Linked DNA regions of Homo sapiens: regions 1 and 3 are each linked to region 2. The links are chromatin loops, found by intact Hi-C in ENCODE. Cell type or tissue: endothelial cell of umbilical vein. All regions are shown on one strand. Region 1 overlaps KLHL4 (kelch like family member 4). Region 2 overlaps KLHL4 (kelch like family member 4). Region 3 has its middle 180 kb from the start of KLHL4.

The links. Hi-C counts contacts between places; a loop is a spot of excess contacts. Peaks named below come from ENCODE experiments on the same cell type or tissue, not always from the same donor. Only the 100,000 strongest peaks of a DNase experiment are listed, where the experiment ranks them.
Region 1: it touches region 2 in a loop (13-fold over the local background); 17 of 110 quality-filtered maps call a loop at or near these places.
Region 3: a loop joins it to region 2, with 18 times the contacts of the local background. A loop is called at or near these places in 65 of 110 quality-filtered maps.

The regions. Positions count from the first base shown.
Region 1 is chrX:87,579,050-87,587,049 of GRCh38, forward strand. The region is part of intron 1 of KLHL4 (kelch like family member 4); the gene reads left to right. Among named protein-coding and RNA genes, the nearest start is that of KLHL4, 65 kb to the left of the region's middle. In endothelial cell of umbilical vein, a CTCF peak has its summit at 4,803 (motif pointing right); no DNase peak of the experiment used is centred here.
Region 2 is chrX:87,660,279-87,668,278 of GRCh38, forward strand. It overlaps KLHL4 (kelch like family member 4), which reads left to right. Exons shown (of 11, transcript NM_019117.5): 10 at 4,486-4,657; 11 at 6,197-8,000. The coding sequence ends at 6,256. Among named protein-coding and RNA genes, the nearest start is that of KLHL4, 150 kb to the left of the region's middle. In endothelial cell of umbilical vein, no CTCF peak of the experiment used is centred here; a DNase peak (open chromatin) is centred at 4,283.
Region 3 is chrX:87,334,495-87,342,494 of GRCh38, forward strand. No RefSeq gene overlaps it. Among named protein-coding and RNA genes, the nearest start is that of KLHL4, 180 kb to the right of the region's middle. In endothelial cell of umbilical vein, no CTCF peak of the experiment used is centred here; a DNase peak (open chromatin) is centred at 4,237.

The DNA.
Region 1 (8,000 bases), 81 kb before region 2:
GAAAAGGGACAAGTGGCTTGCTGTACTCATTATGGCTCTGTGAGACTCAAAGATGGTACAGTAATTGTAGTTTCTCCAAAGGCAAGAAGGGAGAGGAGTGGAGCATGTCTCCAGCCTATGGTACAAAAGGAAGACACCAGAGGGAGCAAGAGATTACAAATTACTGAAAAAAAAATCAGTCTGTAAATCTCTTCTAATTAGAAATCTATACACAGCAGTACAGAGAAAACATACGCATAGAAAAGGTTTGAGAAGCTTCCAGAATATTCAAAGAATAATAATAAAGAGTGAGAAAGCCTACAGAAATTATATAACACCATCAAACAAATACATACATTATGGAAATTCCACAAGGAAAAGAGAATGAGAAAGAGTGGAAAGTTTATTTAAAGAAATAGTGGCCAAAAATTTGCCAAATCTGAAGAGGGAAATGGACATCTAGACTAGCAAAGCCCAAAGTATCCAAAACATTATCCACCAAGACACATTATAATCAAATTATAAAAAGTCTAGGAGAGAGAATTTTGAAATCTGTAAGAGACAGACAACTTGTCATATACAAAGAAACCATCAATAGCCAATCAGCAGATTTCCCAGCATAAACCTTTCAGGACATAAGGTAGTAGGATGATATATTCAATGTGTTGAAAGAAAATAACTGCCAATCAAGAATACTATACCTGGCAAAACTGTCATAAATGAAGGAGAGATAAAGACATATCTGAACAAACAACAACTGAAAGAGTTCATCACCACTGGATCTGCCTTACAAAAATGCTAAAAGAGTTATTCAGGTTGCAATGTAGGATGCTGAACATTATATGATAGCATAGGAAAGTATGAAACTCATTGGTAAAGGTAAATATGTGAATACAGAATACCATAATAATGCAACGATAATGGGTAAATCACTTTTCATTTTAGTATAACATTAATTAAAAGACAAAAGTCTTAAGAATAACAATAAATACAAAAATGTGTTAGTGGATACACAATGTAAAAGATACAAATTGTGACATCAAAAACATAAAGTGTGTAGAAAGAGAAGTAAATATGTAGAGTTTTGTAAATGATTGAAGTTAACTTGCTATTAGCTTATATTAGATGGTGATAACTACAAGATATTTTATGTTGCTTCATGTGATCTCAAACAAAATACATATAGAATATACACAAAAGAAAGGAGGAAGGAATTAATGCATATCACTACAAAAAAATTAGTAAAAAGGGAAAGAAACCAGTAAGGGAGGAAAGAGAAACAGAATAATTGCAAGACAGAAAAAAAAAAACCAACAAAATTGCAAGAGTAAGTCTTTACCTACCAAAAATAATTTAAACATAAATGGATTAACCTCCCCCATGAAAAGACAGAGTTGCTGAATGGATAAAAACGCAAGATCCAACTTTATGCTGCCTAGAAGAGATACACTTTGGATTCAAGGACACACACGGGCTGAAAGTGAAGTGATAGAAAATGATATGCTATACAGATAAGAACAACAAAAAAAATAGGGAGCTATACTTCCATCAGATGAAAGAGATGTTAAGTCAAAAAGTGTCACAAGATACATACAAAGAAGGTAATTTTATAATAATAAAATATCAATTTATCAAGAAGATATAAGAATTATAAACTTATTTCTACACAATATCAGAGCATCTACATATATAAAATAAACATTAAAGGGAAATAGATAGCAATACAATTGTAGGAGATTTTAATACCAAACTTGAAATAATTGATTGAATATCCAGACAGAAAGTTAAAAAGGAAACAGACTTGCACAACACTATATAGACCAAATGAACATAAAAGAAATAGACATCACTGGGCAGGACCTCCCAGCTAGGGCCTCCAGCCACCCCCACTCACATGTATTCTATAGACAGAGCTCTGATCTCTCCCTGGGACAGAGTACCTAAATGTAGGGGAGGGCTGCCAGGTTGATTGTTTGGACAACTCATCCATTCCAGCCTGTGGGCTTTAAAGAGCCCAAGCTGACAGGGTCACAGTTGGTTCATCAGCATGACATGGCTATTTTGTCAAGGCATGGCCAGACTGCTTTTTTAAGTGGGACTGCAGTTCACTTCTTGTGATAAGGGTTTTCTCACCCAGGGCTTCTGGCCACCCCTGCCTATGTTTTAAGGCTGAGACGGAGTGCTAATTTCTCCCTGGGGTGGAGTGCCGGGGGGTGGGGAAGACCACCATGTTGGCTATTTGGGCATCTCAGCCAGTCTAGCCTATTGGCCTTGGAGAGGCCAAACCAATTGGGGGCTGAAGAGATCCCCAACACAGCACAGCTGCTCTCCGCAAAAGCAATCAGAATGCATCTTTAAGGGGTTTCTTGATCCCATTCCTCTGACTGTGTGAGACGTCCCAACCAGGGTCTCCACCCACCTCCTACAGGTGCGTTCAGTCTGGTAACAGGTCAGTACCCCCCTGGGACAGAGCTTCCAGAGACAGTGGCAAAAGGCCATATTTGCTGTTTCACAGCATTCACTAGTGATACCTCCAGGTACTGGACAAACATAGGTGACTAAAATATAGAGCAGACCCACTGCGGACTGCAGCAGCCCTATGGAAGAGTGGCCAGATGGTTAAAAGAAAAACAAAGGAACAAACAACAAAAAAAACCAGAAAAACTCCATCCAAAGGTAAGCAATCTCAAAAACAGAAGGTAGATGAGCCCACAAAGATGAGAAAGAATCAGCACAAAAATGCTGAAAACTCAAAAAGCCAGAGTGCCCCTTTTCCTCCAAATAACTGCAACACCTCTGCAGGAAGGGTTCAGAACTGGGATAAGGCTGAGATGGCTGAAATGACAGAACTAGGCTTCAGAATGTGGGTAAAAATGAACTTCACTGAGCTAAAGAAGCATGTTGTAACTCAATGCAAAGAAGCTAAGAGGTATGATAGAACAGTGCATGAGCTGACAGCCAAAATAGCCAATATAGAGAGGATCATAACCAACCTGATAGAGCTAAAAGCACACTATAAGAATTTCACAATGCAATCACAAGTATTAATAACAGAATAGATCAAGTAGAGGAAAGAATCTCAAAGCTTGAAGCCTATCTTTCTGAAGTAAGACAGGCAGACAAAAATAGATCATCCCCCCTGCAAGGACAACAAGTTAATAAGTATCTACATAGAAAAAACACCTTCATAAGAAACGAAAATTAGGTGAGCACTCATGGTACCTGGTTTTAACTTTATATCACTGTAAAAAAGCACCTAAGAGATAGAAAAAAACAGTCTGGAATCGCGGATGCCACCACTTCCCCAACATCCAGCAGCAGCAGCTTGTTGCTGCGAGCCTGTCTGAGTATTTTTGTAGGGATAACACAGCAATTGTGGGGAATAGAACTTGGTGCTGTCCTGTAAGAGCAGAAAGAAAAACCAGAACAAAGTCAGCTGATGGCCGTTCAGAAAGGGAACATTTAAACCAGCCCTAGCCAGAGGGAAATCCCAATCTAAGCAGTCCAAATTTGAGTTCATGAAACCTCACCACGAAAGAACTACAGCACTCTGTGTCCCCAAGTAAATTTGAAAGGCAGTCTAGAGCATGATGACTACATCTCTTAGGCAACATCTAGTGCAGAACTAGGCCAAGATAAAGTGGACTTGGGCTGGTGGGGGGATCATTTTGTGTCCAGAGTTGGTTCCTTCCAGTGGGTTTGTGGTCTCACTGACTTCAAGAATGGAGCCGCAGGCCTTCGTGGTGAGTGTTACAGCTCTTAAAGATGGCACGGACCCAAATAGTGAGCAGCAGCAAGATTTATTGTGAAGAGCGGAAGAACAAAGCTTCCAAAGTGTGGAAGAGGACCTGAGTGGGTAGCCACTGCTGGCTGGGGTGGCCAGCTTTTATTCCCTTATTTGTCCCCTCCCATGTTCTGTTTCTGTCCTATCATAGTGTCGTTTTTTTCAATCCTCCCTGCAATTGGCTACTTTTAGGATCCTGCTGATTGGTGCATTTTACAGAGTGCTGATTAGTACATTTTATAATCCCCTTGCTAACTACAGAGTGATGATTGGTGCGTTTTTACAGAGTGCTGATTGGTGCATTTTACAATCCTCTTGCTAGCTACAGGGTGTTAATTGGTGCGTTTTTACAGAGCACTGATTGGTGCATTTTACAATCCCTTTGCTAGCTACAGAGCACTGATTAATGTGTTTTACAATCCTCTTGTAAGACAGAAAAGTTCTCCAAGTCCCCACTCGACACAGGAAGTCCAGCTGGCTTCACCTCTCAATTTGACATAGTGAGACACCAACTGGGGCAGCCATGGGAGTGCTAGCATCACCCTCCCCTGGCCCCAGGCCACGTAGCACAGCTTGCAGCTCTAAATAAGACTCCTTCCTTCTGATTTAGGAAAGGAGAAGGAAGAGTAAAGGAAGAGTGGGGAGGACTTTGTCTTGCATCTTCGATGCCATGTCAGCCATACCAAAATAGGGCATCAGTCAGAGTTGTGAGGCCCACATTCTAGGCCCTAGCTCCCAGACATTTCTAGACACACTCTGAGCCAGAAGGAAACCCATTGCCTTGATGAAAAGGACCTAGCCCTGGCAGTATTCACATCTGCTAACTGAAGAGCCTTTGGTCCCTAAATAACCAGAAGCAATACCCAGGTAGTACATTGACGGCCTTGGGTTAGCCCTTAGACTTTCTGGCTTCAGGTAAGACTCAGCACATTACCAGCTGTAATGGCCATAGGACAAACCTCCTTCTGCTTGAAAAAAGCAGAGGAAAAAGTAAAGGGAACTTTGCATAGCAACTTAGGTACCAGCATGACCACAAGGGGGCAGAGCACAAAGTGGGCTCTTAAGCCAGTGAATTTTTACAGCTTGCCTTGGGCTAGGACCAGTGCTGGGCTGGCTTCAAATGTGACCCAGCACATAGTGGTGGTGGTAACAATGGTGCTTGTGTCATTTCACCTCCAGCTTTAGGTGGCTCAGAAAAGAGAGAGACTCTACATTTTTGGGAGAACAAAAGGAAAAGGAACAAAAGTCTCTGCCTGGTAAATCTGAGAATTCTCCCAGATCTTGTTGAAGACCATCAAGGCAGTACCTCTATGAATCTGAAAGGACAACAGTTCTACTGGGCTTGAGGTGCCCCCTAAAGTAGATACTGATTAAATCACAATACCCAAGTCCTTTCGAATATCTGGAAACCCTTCCCATGAAGCACATCTATAACTAAGCCCAGACAATAAATACTACAATAAATAGCCAACTCTTCAATGCCCAGACACCAAAGAACATCTACCAGCATCAACATCATCCACGGAAACATGACCTCAATAAATGAACGAAATAAGGTACCAGGGACCAATTCTGGGTAAACAGAGATATGTAACCGTTCAGGCAGATAATTCAAAAGAGCTGTGTTGAGGAAACACAAAGAAATTGAAGATAATGCAGAGAAGGAATCCAGAATTCTATCAGATACATTTAACAAAGAGATTAACTAATTGAAAAAATCAGGAAGAAATCCTGGAGCATAAAAGTGCAATTTTACCACTGGAGAATGCACCAGAGTCTTTTAAGAGCAGGATGGATCTAGCAGAAGATAGTAATAGTGAGTTTGAAGACAGCTACTTGAAAATACACAGTCAGAAAAGACAAAATAAAAAAAAAGAATAGAAAACAATGAAGCACACCTTCAGAAACCAGAAAAAACCCTCAAAAGGGCAAATCTAAAAGTTATTGGCCTTAAAGAGAAGGTAGGGAAAAGATAGAAGTAGCAAGTTCATTTAAAGGGATAATAAGAGAGAACTTCCCAAACCTAGGAAAAGTTATCCGTATCCAAAAAAAAAAAAAAAAAGTTATAGAACATCAAGTAGATTTACCCCCAAAATGACGACCTCAAGCCATTTAATAATGAAACTTCCAAAGGTTAAGATAAAGGAAAGATACCAAAAGCAGCAAGAGAAAAGAAACAAGTAACATTAAATGAAGCTATAATACATCTGGCAGCACACTTTTCAGTGGAAGCCTTACAGGCCAAAAGAGAGTGGCATGATATATCTAAAGTGCTGAACAACAATAACAAAAAAAACCTTTTACTCTAGAATAATATATCTGGTGAAAATATTATTCAAACATGAAAAGGAAATAAAGCCCTTCACAAACAAATGAAAGCTGAGGGATTTCATCAACACCAGGCCTGTCCTACAAGAAATGCTAAAGGGAGAACTTCAATAAAAAATATAAAGACATTAATGATCAATAAATAATTGCCTGAAGGTATAAAACTCACTAATGACATTAAGTAAAAAGAAAAACACAGAATATTATAACACTAACTATGGTGTGTAAACTACTCTTAATTAGAAAGACAAAACGAAAAATAATAAGTACAACTTTTCAAGACATAGTACAATACGATATAAATAGAAACAACAAAATGTTAAAGCAGGGGTAATAGCTAAAACAGATTTTTTTTATTAGTTTTCTTTTTGTTTGTTTGTTTATGCAAATAGTGTTGTTATTAGATTAAAATAATGGATTAGAAGATGATAGTATTTGCACACCTCCCAGTAACCTCAAACCAAAAAACATACAATGGATACACAAAAAATAAAAACAAGAAACAAAATTATATCACCAGAAAAATTAACTTGATTACAGAAAGACAGGAAGAAAGGAAATAAGGAAGAGATGACCACAAAACAAACAGAAAACAAATAACAAACAAATTAGCAGGAGTAAGCCCTTACTCATCGATAATAACATTGAATGTAAATGGACTAAATGATCCAATCAAAAGACATAGACTGGCTGAATGAATAAAAAAGACAAGACTCATTGATCTTTTGCCTATGAGTAACAAGTTTTACCTATAAAGACACACATAGATGAAAAATAAAGAGATGGAAAAATATATTCCATGCCTTTGGAAACCAAAAAAGAGCATAAGTAGCTATACTAATATCAGACAAAATATAATTTAAGACAAAAACTATAAAAAGTGAAAAAGATGGTCACTATATCATGATAAAGGTATCTATTCAACAAGAGGATCTAAAAACTTTTCATATATATGCACCCAACACTGGAGCACACAGATACATAAAACAAATATTGTTAGAGCTTAAGAGAGAGATAGGACCCAGTACAATAATAGCAGGAGACTTCAACACCCCACTTTCAGCATTGGATAGATCGTGTAGACAGAAAATCAACAAAGAAACATGAGACTTAATCTGCACTGAAGAACAAATGGATCTAATACATATTTATAGTCATTTCATCCAAGAGCTTCAGAATAGACACTCTTTTCCTTAGCACATGGATAATTCCCAAAGATAGTCATATGTTAGGTCACAAAACAAGTTTTAAAACATTCAAAAAAAACCTGAAATAATATCAAGGATCACCTCTGACCACAATGAAATAAAACTAGAAATTAATAACAAGATAAATTTTAGCAACTATAGAAATACATGGGAATTAAACAATATGTCCCTGAATGATAAGTTGGTCAATGAATAAATTAAGATGGAAATTAACAAATTTCTTGAAACAAGTGGTAATGGAAACACAACATATCAGAACCCATGGAATACAGGAAAACCAGCACTAGGAGGGAAGTTTGCAGCTATAAGTGCTTACATCAAAAAGAGGAAAAATTTCAAATAAGCAATCTAACAATGTGTCTTAAAGAACTAGAAAAGCAAGAGGAAATGAAATCCAAAATTAGCAGAAGAAAATAAATAATAAAAATCAGAGCTAAAATAAATGACATTGAAATGCAAACCACAATACAAAAGATCAATGAAACAAGAATTTGTTTTTTAAAAAGTTAAACAAAATTGACAAACTTTTAGCCAGACTAAGAAAAATAGAGAAAATATCCAAATTAATAAGATCAGAAATGAAAAGGAGACATTAAAACTGATACTGCAGAATTTAAAGGATCAATAGTGGCTGCTGTGAGCAACTATAGGCCAATAAATGAGAAAATCTGGAAGAATTTGACAAATTCCTAGATACATAA
Region 2 (8,000 bases):
CAAAGGTAAGTGCAGTTTTTATTTTAAGTAATGGTACCTAGGCATTGAATTCTATTCTTATGCCTGTGAAGGTATTTATGGTTCTACACCTAAAAGCCATATATACTTATAACTTCTTTATAAAACTCTTGATAGTTGGCAAAACTAAATCATATATAACATAAACATATAATATCTGGAATTACTATATTTGGGAAAAAATGTCTTGATCAAAAGTGCTAATGAATTTGTATAAAAATAATTATGGTATCTTAAGATTTCATTGACACTTCAAACTACATTGGAGCCAGGCGCGGTGCCTCACACCTGTAACGCCAACACTCTGGGAGGCCGAGGTGGGTGGATCACTTGAGGCCAGGAGATTGAGACCAGCCTGACCAACATGACAAAACCCCATCTCTAAAAAAATACAAAAATTAGTTGGGCATTGTCGCGCATGCCTGTAATCCCAGGTACTGGGGAGGCTGAGGCATGAGAATCATTTGAGCTTGGGAGGCGGAGATTATGGTGAGCTGAGATCGTGCAACTGCACTCCAACCTGGGCAACAGAATGAGACTCTGTCTTTAAAAAACAAACAAACAAACAAACAAACAAAAAACTGCATCGGAGTGCGAAACTCATGGGAGGGAGAGGTCAAGGAGAAAGATTGATATGGAAAACCCACGTTGTTTTTTACAGAAATGTTAAAAGTTGCCTAAAGGATTTTATCCAAAATAACACAGAACTGTACAAAGATACAGAGTAAATAAGAAGCTGTGAAGGTTTTTTGCTATGAAAATCACATCTGGCTTCACAAAAATTGTACCTGTCAAGAAGTAAATCATGTAAATATATAATCAGAGATACAAATAATTCTGTCTTATAATGGCAATTTTCTTGTAATAAGTCCTAGCAAGATAGTTTTCATTTATTATAGTTTGTGCTTTCTTGTTTCTATTGCGGTTTGGAAGCTTGTTGTTGGGGCTTCGTGGTAAAACTTACGTTGCATTAGCTTGGCTTCCTGTATCTAAATGTATGAAACTATATAAGTTGATTTTATCACAAAAAAGTATACATCTCATAACAAAAAAAGGATGTGGAATATACAACTATTTTAATTAAATAATCATTTTTATTCCCATTATTATAATGCCAGCATTTTCTTAGCTTTATTCTGTGAACCCTTGAAATTGTGGAATTCTGTGTTAAAACTTGAAAAAAATAAATTGGGCTGCATATTCTAGCACCATAGAGTGTTGACAGCAGAACAAGCCTTATTATGGTTTAAAATGTCTATATCAATTTAAATATGTATTTACACAAGCCACTAAAAATATAAACTTAATTTATATTTTCTGATCTAATCTGTGGCACAGACTACAAAATTAAATATTTACATACATATCCTATAAGTAGATGTTTAACCTCATTTTCTGACATAATTACACTCCCAAATTTACTAATTTTTAAAATTCTCATACTCTTAAAATTTTTTTAAAAAGAGAAAAACGAGAACTTTACACATACTAAACAAATGCATAGTATAGTAGTTAAACACATCAGATTAGATGTCAGATAGATCTGAGTTCAAACTTTAAATCTACTGTTTATTAATTATGTGACCTTGACCCAGTTACTTTACATCTCTAAACATCAGTTTCGTCATGTGTAAAGTGGGAATAATAATAGTATCAACCGCGTAGGGTACAAGATAAAATGTGGTAATGCACTTACAACATTGCTTGTCATATGTTAATTACTCAATAGGAGTGACTAAGTGAGTATGGTTGTTTTATTTTAGTATTATTGCTATAATTCGTATTATTTTTATTACTAACATTATCACCTATTATTACGCTATTATTGTCATTTTCCTTGAAAAGGCATTGAGAAAATGACCAGTGCTAAAATATAATTTTCAAAAAGTTAAAATCATGGCATTCACACAAATATAAAATGACACGTTTTATATATGTAACAAAATATCACATGTACCCCATAAATGTGTACAAATATATATCAATTAAAAAATTAAAAAATATAAAATGAACATGTGTTAAACATTTTATGTGATTCATAGATGAAGAAAACAATTATAAGATGTTAAAACAAGTTCAAAAGGGTATTTGAATAAAAGGTACTTAGACAACTTTGAATGCTGAAATAATTTCTCAATAGATGCAAAAGTAGTTGAAATCATATAGAACAATAAAAGTTAATCTTTGGGAGTCAGTATTTCTACATTGTGGAAATCAATTCTATTTCTATCAGGCAAAATGAATTTGTATAGTTATAGAAAAAAATCACAAGGAAACTCAGCTTTTTACAACTTAACTTCCACACACGCAAAGTTGTAAAACAGGCTTGTCAGTAGAAAGTCACTTAAAGGGGCTGGGCGCAGTGGCTCACACCTATAATCCCAGCACTTTGGGAGGCTGAGGCGGGCGGATCACGAGGTCAGGAGATCCAGACCATCCTGGCTAACACGGTGAAACCCCGTCTCTACTAAAAATACAAAAAAATTAGCCGGTCGTGGTGGCGGGCGCCTGTAGTCCCAGCTACTTGGGAGGCTGAGGCAGGAGAATGGCGTGAACCCAGGAGGCGGAGCTTGTAGTGAGCCCAGATCGCGCCACTGCACTCCAGCCTGGGAGACAGAGCGAGACTCCGTCTCAAAAAAAAAAAAAAAAAGCCACTTAAAGGTCCATCCACCCTCTACGGAATCAGATAATCCTCATTTCCATGTCTTGAACAATTTTTCTGATGCTTTTTTTTTTTTTTTGCTAAAACACTTTTGGCATACCCAATTACTTATGATAATAATTCAAATTAAAGTCTTCTAAAACCATCACATTGGTTGGGTCAGGGATCACTATTACTATAATGTTAATGAGAAAATTGAGGCAAATAAATCAAGCAAATGATTCCTAGTTACTCTATGTGGGAAAATAAGACCATGACTCATTCTCTTGACTTCAGGCTCAATTTCATTTCCACTAGAATATACATACTTACATTCAAAGTAAGGGGAGACAGAAAAGCAAAAGAGAAACAAGAAAGAGAAGTAATGCTATTTTAATTTGAATATGCGGTGACTACTTTTGTCTTTTATAACTGCTCCTGTGTATCTTTACAGATGATAACCATATTACCAATTAGTTTTTCTTCAAAAGAGTCAACATTCCCCAAACTCCTCTTCTTAATCAAGCAGTATCCAGATAATAATAATGTTAGCCAGATTTTGAGCATTAGTACTATGCCCATGCAGAAAAGTCTTGGGTCTTTGGATGCAAATTTATGAGGAAATCCTTCTATGAGTTTTGGTTCATGATTCATCTGTGTGTGTACCCTGACTGTCAGCTGAGTGAAGCATCAATTAACAATAGCAATTGTTTTGAAGATTTGGCTTAGCCAGAGCATGCAGCTATGAATTTTCTGGCTCTGACTTTTACCATAACATCTGAATTTAAAGTGATATGCTACATGACACTCAATGATATAGAATTTAAGTTGTCTGAGTTATTGCTGATTTCAGATAATATTTTTAAAATTGTAGATGTGAGAGCAATTTCAGATGGAAACTGAAATCAGATGATTTAGAATATCATTAAAGAGATACAAACAGTGGTCAGAGGGGGTAATACAAATATATCAGTGGAAAGTGATAAATGAAAATCTTCTTTGTAAAATAAATATATTTCATTAGGCTTTTACAAATAGGCCAATATAAAGTCAGGGAGCATTTTTGTGTGTAATTTTATGAGTTTTCTTCATTGTTCACCTTTTAGATTTTAGTGTTATATATTTTTAAAAATAAGCTTCAAAGGTTAGGAAAGAATTTCTAGAAAATATGTTAATATTACTTACTGAATTATTTTTCATTTTGCTTACTAAAGAGGTTTGGGGATAAGGAGTTAACTTCAGATTAAAATAGAAAACAATAAACCTTGACTCCACTGAAGATAAATAAGAACTCTCAGCAGGGAAAAACACAGGATAAGTCTATGACCATTCTATCTGCAAATAGTATTAAAACCAAAGTACTACATTTCATACAGCAAAAATAGAAAGGCAATTATATTCAGGTTTACTTTAAAATATGAGTTCTCATATAAAATGGATCAGGCATCTTATGTATAACTTCGACAAATAAATAATAAAAGAAAAACAAAAGCCCTTCAATCAGACTACTAAATGAGAGGAGACTTTTTTATATAATGCCAGGATCACAATATGTGAAATTTCCTCAAAGTTTATCTGAGCACTGATTAATGAAGTGCATGGTATCTTGGAAAGGGAAACTTTTTCAATATGCTTTGAGAGACACCTAGTGGCTGAAGGTAATTTTGTCACGTACATATCCTTAATATTATCCAATCTACATTTGATATTTGTATAGTGTTTTTAATCCTATGTTTCAGATAGGTATACATTTTAAGAATGTCTGTTATTTTCAGTTGTAACTCTATTGGACTTTTCCTCCCAATTATCTTTCTAAATCCTTTAAGGTATGATCCAAAAGGTGATTCATGGTCAACTGTGGCACCTCTGAGTGTTCCTCGAGATGCTGTTGCTGTGTGCCCTCTTGGAGACAAACTCTACGTGGTTGGAGGATATGACGGACATACTTATTTGAACACAGTTGAGTCATATGATGCACAGAGAAATGAATGGAAAGAGGTATTCGAATTAAAATATTCAAATTACTATATTTCAGGTTTTAAAAAGAAGATATTAAATTATATTTTTGAAATTAGTTGTATTCTCTTCTCTAGGCCCTAACAAGATCTTTTAGTGAAATTTATAGTATGTGCTCTATCTATGCCTTAGAGAATTACAAGTTGATCTAGTTGATATGATATGACATGATAGTTGATAGCAGGACCCATCAACTTATAACCCATCTTATATAAAAGGGGACAGACCATTCTCGTGACTTCATGAAAGCATTCCCTTTAAAGAAAATAAGCGAATCCAATAAAATACTTCAGTAATAAATAAATAAAATAAAGCATTTTACCATGGCCAACTTTTTATGTATATGTTGTGACCTGAGAACCAAAGGGCAGCATCTTCTTCCGCAAATATCTGCCCTTTTTATTGGCTGGCACCTAGGAGACAAGCCTTCAATCTTTACCATATAGAGACTGTGTAGACTGCAATACTCCTAAATTCTTCAGTCAGTCAATAATTTAGTAAACAATAAGGGACCAGAATTAAAACCTCTCAAAAGTGCTGGGCATCTATTAGAACTAATTTCAAAGAGAGTACAAAAAATAGCATTGAAATGGCATCTTTGAGATGTTAAAGGCAAATTTGACCCTTTTGACTGCTTTGCCAGTGATAGCCCTAGATTTATTCTAAAATATTTAATACTTTGTCAATTAAATGATGAGTTAACAAAAAATATAAAGTATGATTAACTCTTTACCATCTCCACAAAAAGGCAAACCTTGTATTTGGTACCTAACTTCATCTTCCTTTCTACTGACTTCATGCTACTCTATATTCTACAGGGTACAGCTATCTATTGCTCTAAATAAATTGGTGCTAATATAATGACAGCTGATAATGAGATTTTAATCTCTCTCCTCCAATAATCTGATTCATTAAGACTCAGAAACCCTCAAATGCTACAATGTAGGTAGCTGCTGTTTTGTCAATGCTTAGGACCAACCAGAAATCGAAGGAAAAAAAATATCATGCAAGGTGTTAGGACAAATACAATAATCAAGATGTTTGACCAGCTTACGGGATTTATTTTTCTGAAGATTGTAGACAAGTAGCTAAGAGTCCTGGATTATATTTTTGGCTGTGTCACTGTTTCATCGTGTGATCTTGAAAAGAGTGAAAGAGAACTAACAGATGGTGGGATTATAACTACTAAGTGCAAATTGTCATTCATTATTTCACTCAATCATCACAAAAACCTTGACGTGTTAGTATAATTTGGTGTAATTTTTCAAGTGAGAATATTATCAGAGAGATGAAATTTACTTAAGATCACCTGATCCTCAAACTCAGGTTTTTACCATTCTAAAGGCTATGTTTTTTCCAGCACACTACACTGTTTTCTAGGCTGCAGATTATCTCATCTTTAGACAAGGTGATGTTAGACCAAATTAAGTAAGGACTTCTTCAACTATATTGAATATAATATTTTATATTATGCTGAAATCAGAGTTCCAACAGTGTTTTGTTTCTTATTTTGTGTTTTAGGAAGTTCCTGTTAACATTGGAAGAGCTGGTGCATGTGTTGTAGTGGTGAAGCTACCCTAAAGCTATCTATCTTTATCAAATGGAATGAAACTAGATAATTTCAAGAAACTGAGTAGGACAAAGGGAGAAAGAAATACATGTTCTTTTTCCTGCAATTAATAATCAGACTGGAAAATTGTTGTATCATTTTAATTTGTAGTTACAATTGCTTTCATTCGTGAAGCCGAAACGTTTTTAAACATGAATTACATATGAATTATTAAGCATATGTGCTTTCGCAGCTGATAATATAAAAGGAAATCCCACAGTCTAGATATAGCCCCATTACTACAAAATGCTAAAATATTTAATGAAAATTGATGGTGGCCACAGTGTGCAGGTTATAAAAGCATTAATACATTTCAAGGTAAGAGCCTTAAAAGTTAAAAACATTTTCAGTTTTTTTTTAAAAAACGTACTCTTATTATCTGGAACATAGAAATATAAAAGGTAACATCTAAAGCTTAGAATAGTGTGATTTTTAGTAAGCCATTATTCTCCTATTCAAATAATATCCCAAAGAGCTAAACAATTCCTTACATTTACCAAGAGGAAAGCTTTTACTGTGTTGAAGCTAAAAAAATAATGGCTCTTTGACAAAACTTGTTATGTTGATCGCGGTATGTCAAAATTTTTACAGGTTTGCTCATCTGCCAGAGCACACATATAAATTTGGTATTTCTTAACATATTATCTTGTTAGATTTGTTACCAGTAAAATATTACTGTAATTTCATATACACAGTCTATACAATGAAATAATGAATATTTATCATATTGATACAAACTGTGACCTCAGCTTCAGAGTGTCAGGGCCTCACTTGTATAGAATGTAATGTTCTCCTCAAACATTTATGTTAACTCTATAAACAAATATCGTTAAGTTAAACAAGTTTTCAAAAACAAAACAATTTTTAAAGTACCTTAAAATTGAGGATGTTACTCAGTGTTAACACATGGGAACACCAAAATATTCAATAAGCCTGGTCAATTCTATAGTTATCTTTTTTGTACCAACACATGCTTTTCTGTTACTGTTATATTATCCAGTAGAAAATGTTAGGATATGTGTGCTATATAAAAAAAAAAAAAGACTTGTTAAGTTTTAAAATAACAAAAATGGCTAGTTGAATAGTATTTTATGTGTAATTCTTCCATTTATTCTGTTTAATTATACAACTAAGATGAAATATTGAAAAACCCTTTGTGAAAGTAACTTTTCAAGTAAATGCACAACTTTAGAATTTCTACAAATAAGTTCTTTTAAACAGTCTTTTTATTGTGGATTGTGAAATCAAAATCTGGAGAAATGCTTATAAAATATACTACTAGCTTTTAAGTTTTAAGAAAGAAGAACGTAAGTTGTACAAAGATATTTGTACTTTGACAAACTGAATTTAAATAAACTTTATTTCCTCTCACTATAGTGTGGCTTTAGAATATATCAAGTACAACCTGAATGGACTTTTTGATTTTACATTTCCTATATCACTAAAATACTTAAACACAAAAATAAAATTCCACTCCTTTATTTCTTCTTACACCTGCCATTGTCTCTAATTCTAAAGAGAGAGCTATAGATTTCTGCAGTTCTAGAGGTGAAGATAGAGACATAGAGAGGCTGTGAAACACACATACAGCCCTGTTAGGTCTTTTGAATTCACACCTTATTGAAATCAGTGTAGAAGTAGAGTTACCTAAACCTTTATCGCCAATGCACAGCTTGGCCTGTTAAGTTAAATGTGGGTGTCAACCAGTGGAAAAGA
Region 3 (8,000 bases), 330 kb before region 2:
GGTAAGATAATAACTCATTATGGTTTTGACTTGCATTTCCCTAATGGCTAGTGATGTTGAGTATTTTTTCCGTATACATTTTAGCCATTTGTATGTATTCTTTTGAGAAATGTCCATTTGTGTCCTTTGTCCACTTTTTAATGGGATTATTTGGTGTTTTTGTTGTTGTTGTTACTGTTGTTTGAGTTACTTGCATATTCTAGATATTAGTCTCTTGTTGGATGAATAGTTTTTAAATGTTTTCTCCCATTCTAAGGTTGTTTCTTCACTCCATTGTTTCCTTTGCTGTGCAGAATGTTTTCAGTTTAATATAGTCCCATTTATCTCATTTTGTTTTTGTTGCCTGTGCTTTTAAGGTTTTAGCCATAAAAGCTTTTCCGAGACAGAATGTTTCCCTATGTGTTCTTCCAGTAGTTTTATATTTTTGGGTCTTTTGGGTCTTATATTTAAGTAAGTCTTTAATCAATCTTAAGCTGTTTTTTCCAAGCACCATTTATTGAAGAGGGTGTTGTTTCCCCAGTGTATGTTCTTGGTGCCTTTGTCAAACTCAGTTGGCTGTAAATATGTGGATTTCTTTCTGGCTTACTTTTTTTTCTCTTCTTTTGGTCTACGTGTCTGTTTTTATGCATGCCATAATGTTTTTGTGTCTGTAGTATATTTTGAAGTCTGATAGTGATGCTTCCAGCTTTGTTCTTTTTGCTCAGAATTGCTTTGGCTATTTGTACATTTTTTTGGTGCCCTGTGAATTTTAGGATTGCTTTTTTCTATTTCTGTGAAAAATGACATTGGTATTTTGATAGGGAATGCATTGAATCTCTAGATAGCTTTTAACAGTATGGTTATTTTAACAATATTAATTCTTCTGGTTCATGAGCATGGGATGTCTTTCTACTTATTTGTGTACTCTTCACAAACAACTTATTAGTAATAAGATTAATTAATAATCGTATTCATCAGTTTGGGGCAGTTTTCCTTGTAGAAGTCTTTCAGCTTGTTGGTTAAATGTATTCCGAGTGTTTTAATTTTTTGTAGCTATTGTAAATGTGATTGCCTTCTTGACTTCTTTCTCAGCTAGTTCATTATTGGTGTATAGAAACACTATGATAGAATACTTTTTAAATTACATTTCATCACCCCTAATAACCTTTAAGATATTCCTCTTTTATTATTACTTTATTATTACTATTTTGTTACTTAGAGTTTAAAACACAAACATATAAATTTGTTTATGTGTTGTCTAAAGATCCTTTCCTGCTTTAATGGCAGATTTTACTAGTCACAACAGAGCAATTATGGCCTGCAAACCTAAAATAGTTACTATCTGGCTGCTAAAGGATGAAAAGTGTTTCTTGCTCTCAATTCATATGTTGAAGCCACGATTTTTCAGTACCTTAGAATATGACTGTATTTGCAAATCTAGTCTTTAAAGTGGTGATTATGTTAAAATGAGGATAATTGTGTAGGCTCTAACCCAACCTAACCGATGTCCTTATAACAGAGAAAATTTAGACACACGGAGACACCAGGATGTACATACACAGAAAAAAAACCATGTGAGTACAGTTAGAAAGTGGTACACTGTCAGTGGGAATGTAAATTGGTATACTCATTATGGAAAACAATATGGAGCTTCCTCAAAAAATTAAAATAAAAAATAGAATTTCCATATGATCCAGCAATCCCACTTCTGGGTACATATTCAAAGGAAAGGAAATCAGTATATGAAAAAAAAAATATCTGCACTCCCAAGTTCATTTCAACATTATTTGCAGTACTCAAGGTACGGAATCAACCTGTGTCCACCAACAGATGAATGAATAAAGAAAATATGGCATGTATTCAAAACAGAATACTATTCAGTCTTAGAAAAAAAGCAAATGTCATCATCTGTGACGTGAATGAACCCTTAGGACATTATATTAAGAGAAAGAAGCCTGACACAAAAAGACAAGTACTGAAGAATCGCACCTGTATATAGAATCTAAAAACAGCAACAACAAATAAAACATTGAAGTCACAGAAGTAGACAATAGAATGGTGTTTATTAGAGGATGAGGTATAAGGGGTCGGGGAGACATTGGTCAAATAATACAAAACTTCAGTTACATAAGAGAAATAATTTCAAGAGATCTATTGTACAACATGATGACTGTAGTTAAAAGATATATGTTTTATTTTGAAAATCTCTGAGAGTAGATTTTAAGTGTTCTCTCCACAAAAATATGGTATGTGAGGTAATGTATATGTTCAACTCATATGACTCAACTGAGCCATTCCACAGTGTATACATATTTCAAAATATTATGTTGTCTTTTTAAAAATATGCATTTTTAATTTGCCAATTAAAAAATAAAATAATATGAGCTAAAACTATAAAACATATAAAACCTATAAGAAAATATGGGGCAAATCTTTATGACATTAGATTTGACAGTGATTTTTTTAGATGTGACACCAAAAACACAGGCATCAACAAAATATATATAATTTTTTTGGACTTCATCAAAATTAAAAACTTCTTTGTGCTATCAAACAAGTGAAACACTATCAAATAGTGAAACACTATCAAACAAGTGAAAAAGCAACTTATAAAATGAAAGAAAATATTTGCAAGTCATATATTTGATAAAGAATTGGTTTCTAGAATATATATATAAAGAGCTCCTACAACTCAACAACGAAAAAGAATACAAATCAATTGAATAGTGGACAAAAGGCTTAGACAATTCTCCAAAGAAATATGCAAGTATTCAATATATAAAAAATTATCAACATCATTAGTCATTAAGACAATAAAATGAAAATAACATATTACTTTATACCCATTATAATGGCTATTATCAATATGAAATAAAACTAATCTAAAAAAAAGTTGTTAAGGATGTGTAGAAATTGAAACCCTAGTACATTGCTGATGAGAATGTAAAATGATGTAGCAGCTGTTGAAGACCTCTAGTGGTTACTGAAAAAATTCAACCCAGAACTACTATATATCCAGAAATTTCACTTCTAGGTATGTATCCAAAAGAATTGAAAGGAAGGACTGGAACAGCTATTTGTACATGAATGTTCACAGCATTATTATTTGCAATTGCCAAAAAGTGGAAATAACCCACGTGTCTATATATATATGAATGAATTATCAATATGTGAAATATACATCTAATGAACTACTCTTTAGCCTTAAAATGAAATAAAATTCTGATGTGTATTACAACATGGATGACTTTCAGAAATATTATGCTAAGTAAAATAAGTTAGACACAAAAGGGAAAATATTGTATGATCTCACGTGAGATACCTAGAGTAATCAAATTCTTAGAGACAAAATAGTGTGTTATAGGGTCGCATGGGAGGGGATCATTGGGAATCATTGTTCAGTGGGTACAGGGTTTCAGGTTTGAAGGATGAACAGGTTTGGAGATCAATAGTAGTGATAGTTGCACGAGAACACGAATATTCTTAATTCCACTAAACTGTATGCTTAAAAATGGTAAATTTTGTGTTATGTGTATTTCACCACCATAACAACCGATACAGTAGCAAGAAAAAATCATGAATGTGGAAATATCCCAAAAGGGATGAGAAAAAAATTGAGTGAAATGGCTTTGGAATTTAGAATATAGGAATAGAACAGAGAAGAGGGTTATGATAAAATGAACAAAGAAACTTTTTTTTTGCTATTGCCAAAAAGTGAAAATAACCCATATGTCTATATATGTATGAATGAATTATCAATATGTGCTATATACATCTAATGAACTATTCTTTAGCCTTAAAGTGAAATAAAATTCTGATGCATATTACAACATGGATGACTTTTGAAAATATTATGCTAAGTAAAATAAGTCAAACACAAAAGGGAAATATTGTATGAATTGGTATGAAGAAAATAAGTAGATTAGGAAGATTATATCAATCAGATTATATGTAAAAGAGAAGTTATTGTTGAGAGTGAGGGTAGCAGGGATGGAACTTAGATTTGCACTTGGAAAATGGACTGGTGTGGGAAATAGTTTTTAACAGAAATTCTGTAAGTAATTTATAGAAATATTAATATGTATATTTTAATTATCACACTTCAAGTGTAACATGGTTAGTTTATTACAAAGCAGCAGAAACATTTTAGATAATTCATTCTCAAAATCTGAGCATGCCCTGTACAAAGAATTAGTTTACATATCAATAATCCAGTACTCCAGCAGAGGGACATCTTGAGTTAAAAATTAACAAAGCAGCACTGAAAACAAAAGAGGAAGAAGGAATCTATTTCTTCACACTCAACTGCCACTATTATACTACAGTGACAAAAACAATGCATTTTATTAAAATTTGTAATGCACTTAATATGGTCTATGGCCAATAATGCCTAACTTTTCAAAATATACATTAAATTAACCCTTGGAACTTTTTAGCTATGGATCAGTAACATTATTGGAACTTGGGTATAAAAATTTAGCTCTTTTAATTATGCTGTTCAGATATAACATATATTAAGTCCCATGTTCACCATCTTTGTTGTTTTGCCTCCTAATATTCTGTACTATTTATGTCTTATTTTCCTCTTATTAACCGTCCCAAATTAAATAGCAGCATTTGATAATACATTACACATGTAAACCTTTTGTCTTTCTCAATATCATCATTCAAATTTTAACAGCTTCTTTGTTTTAATTTAAAAAACACACATAAAATAGAAGTTTTAAATTAAAACTTTACATGTTTTGGACATTGGTTCCATTACTTTATTATTTTTAATTAATAGCTTCTTTGTGACTTTTTTCAATAGAAATTGTATGAATGAATAAAATCTAGCAATTACTCTGTTGCAGAGTTGTACTTCCACCAGAAAGATGTTTTATAACATAGCCAGTTAACAGGAATTTATGAAATCAAATTATGTCTTCTCACTTTTGATTTAGACAACAGATGCAAGAATTATCATTTTCAGCTTTGATGACTGTCACCACCCAGTCTTTGGACATCATTTCTTTAACTTAGCAAATAAGTGTTGATTGACTAATTGTGTTTCAGGCACCTATGTTCTAGGTTCTAGGTACATGCCTGTTAATTTAAAGAAAAAAACCTCTCTGTCCTAATGGACTTTACATTGTGCTCATTGTTCTCCTGATCCTAAGAATTGTTACTTTCAGGTACTTCTGAAAGTGGGGATAAAAAAGGGGCAAAATTAAGAAGATTGTCTCTTTCATGACCTTATCTCCTCTAGTTTTGCTTCTCTCTTTTATACTATTTTATCTTTGTTTTCTTCATTTCAATCAATTCTTCAACTTCATCTATAAATACATTTAGACCTCTTCAGACTGTAAATTTTGGGGGGAATTTATCCCTTAAGTCTCCTATGTTCTATTATCTAATCTTTTACTTACTTTTACTTTGTATCATTTAGGGTGCTTTTGGTCCATAAAACAGCAACCCAATTCAGAATGACTTAAATAACAATGAAATTTACTAAGCTACAAAAGTAAGGAGTCAGGGTGGCCTCAAGGCTCTGGCTCCATTTCTCTGTGATTCTTTACAATCTGCAGTTTTTTCATATATTGAATTTACCCTCAGGCTTCTAACAATAGGATTGAAATAGCTCAAGGTGTCAACTTCTGACATGGTGACCTCCAAAAGAAGAAAAGTATGTCTTTTTGTAGTGTCATGCTGACTTTCCTGAGAAGGAACTCCGCAGTGTTTGCATATCACATTGACAAGTTTTGGGCCACATGCCGATTTCTAAACTTATTACTGGCAAAATAAATAAGATTTTATTACTATGATTGGTTTAGACTAATAGTTTTGAGTGGCATCAACTATGACTACTGCAACATCTCAAGTCAGTTTCTCTTAGACTATTTTTGGTCTACTTCGGTTTATATTGTTGGATGATGTTAACCCCTATGGTCCATTGTTGCCTGTGTAATGTAAGAAATGCATCACATAAAATCCATTATTTTTATATTACTTAAAACATCCAGATAGAGTGCTTTATATATTGTAGTATATAGCACATTTTTTTAGTTTAACTTTGTTTTCACTATTTGAGGGTCAATATTGATGTAGACTGCAAGGTTCACAGAAAATTGATTCCAGACTAAATTAGCAGAGTTTTTGTTTTTTTCATCTTTTAAGAAACTGACTATTCTGTAACAATTATTATTATTAACACTATTTTTGTTATTAAAATTATTGATACTGGAGTACAAAAAGGATAAGAAAAATGTGATTTGTTACTGTGAAAATATTAAGTTCTGTCATTTTACATGGATTCTTTCTCATGTATACCTAAATATCATAAGCTACCCTTGCTATCATTGTTTTATACTTATACTTTCATTTATTTATTTATTTATTTATTTATTTATTTATTTGGAGACAGCGTTTTACTCTGTCACCCAGGCTGGAGTGCAGTGGTGCTATCTCGGCTCACTGCAACCTCCGCCTCCCGGGTTCAAGTGATTCTCCTGCATCAGCCCTCAGCCTCCAGAGTAGCTGGGATTACAGGTGTGTGCCATTACATCCGACTATTTTTGTATTTTTAGTAGAGATGGGGTTTTGCCATGTTGGCCAGGTTGGTCTCAAACTCCTGGCCCCATGTGATCCACCAGCCTCAGCCTCCCAAAGTACTGGGATTACAGGCGTGATCCCTGGTATATCCCACAACACCTGGCACTTATACTTTTGTCTCCAGCAGCATATTGACACTATAACTGGACTGTAAGAATCTTTAGGAAATGATATAACAGGGTTGGTCGCAGTGGCTCCCGCTTTTAATCCCAGCACTTTGAGATCACTTGAGGTCAGGAGTTCGAGACCAGTTTGGCCAACATGGTGAAACCGTGTCTCTCCAAAAAAAAAAAAAAAAAAAAAACAACAACTCCCCCCAAAAATATTAGCTGGGCATGGTGGCACGTGCCTGTAATCCCAGCCACTCGGGAGGCTGAGGCATGAGAATTGCTTGAACTCAGGAGGCAGAGGTTACAGTGAGCTGAGATCATGCCACTGCACTCCAGCCTGGGCAACAGAGTGAGGCTCTGTCTTTTTTTTTTTAAAAAAAGTGATATAACATACCCGAGAAAGTCTGAAAGTTGCATGAACATCATGGGATGAATGAAACCACAAAATCCAATCTACATATTAGGGTTCATAGGCAATGAAGTACAGTGATTCCCTGAAAAGCAGGTTTTGGAGGCAGATACTTGCACTTTGAAGCCTGACACAACTTCACAGCATATGAACGTGCTTATTACTTCACTTCTGTAATACTCAGTTTATTTATACATAAACTGAGGCTATTAGAATTATACTTCATTTGGTTGTTTTTAGCATTGAAATAATATATCTAAAATAATAACCACCATATATACGACATGATAAGCTCTCAATAAATGGCAACGTTATTAATATGTACCAACTGTTGATTTTATAGATGTTGCCTAGTCAGTGATTATTTGTCTGTGCTATATGCTTACTTAGTAAGCATAATAATGGCCCATCGAAGATACTAAAATTCCTGGAATTTTATAATGCATTATATTACATGGTAAAGGGGAATTAAGGTAGCAGATGGAATTAAGGTTGTTAATCAGCTGACCTTACAATAGAGTGATTATCCAGAATTACTCAGGTGACCTCAGTATAATCACAAGGGTCTTTAAATGTGGAAAAGGGAGGCAGAAGAGGAGGTCAGAGTGATGTAAGAAGAACTCTTGCTGACTTTAAAGATAGAAGTAAGACAACTACAAGCCCAAGGAGTATGGGTGGCCTCTAGAATAAGGAAAGGGCAAGAAAAAAGATTCTCCCAGAGAATCTTCAGAAAGAAATACAGCCCTGTGGAAACCTTGATTTCAGTCCAGGGAGGACCACTTTAGGTTTCTAAACTATAAAACTGTAAGATTAAAAAATTTTATTGTTTTAAGTTGCTAAATTTTGGTAATTTATAACAGCAGCCATAGAAAACGAAAATACCTGCCAGAAATGTTTAACATATATTTGTG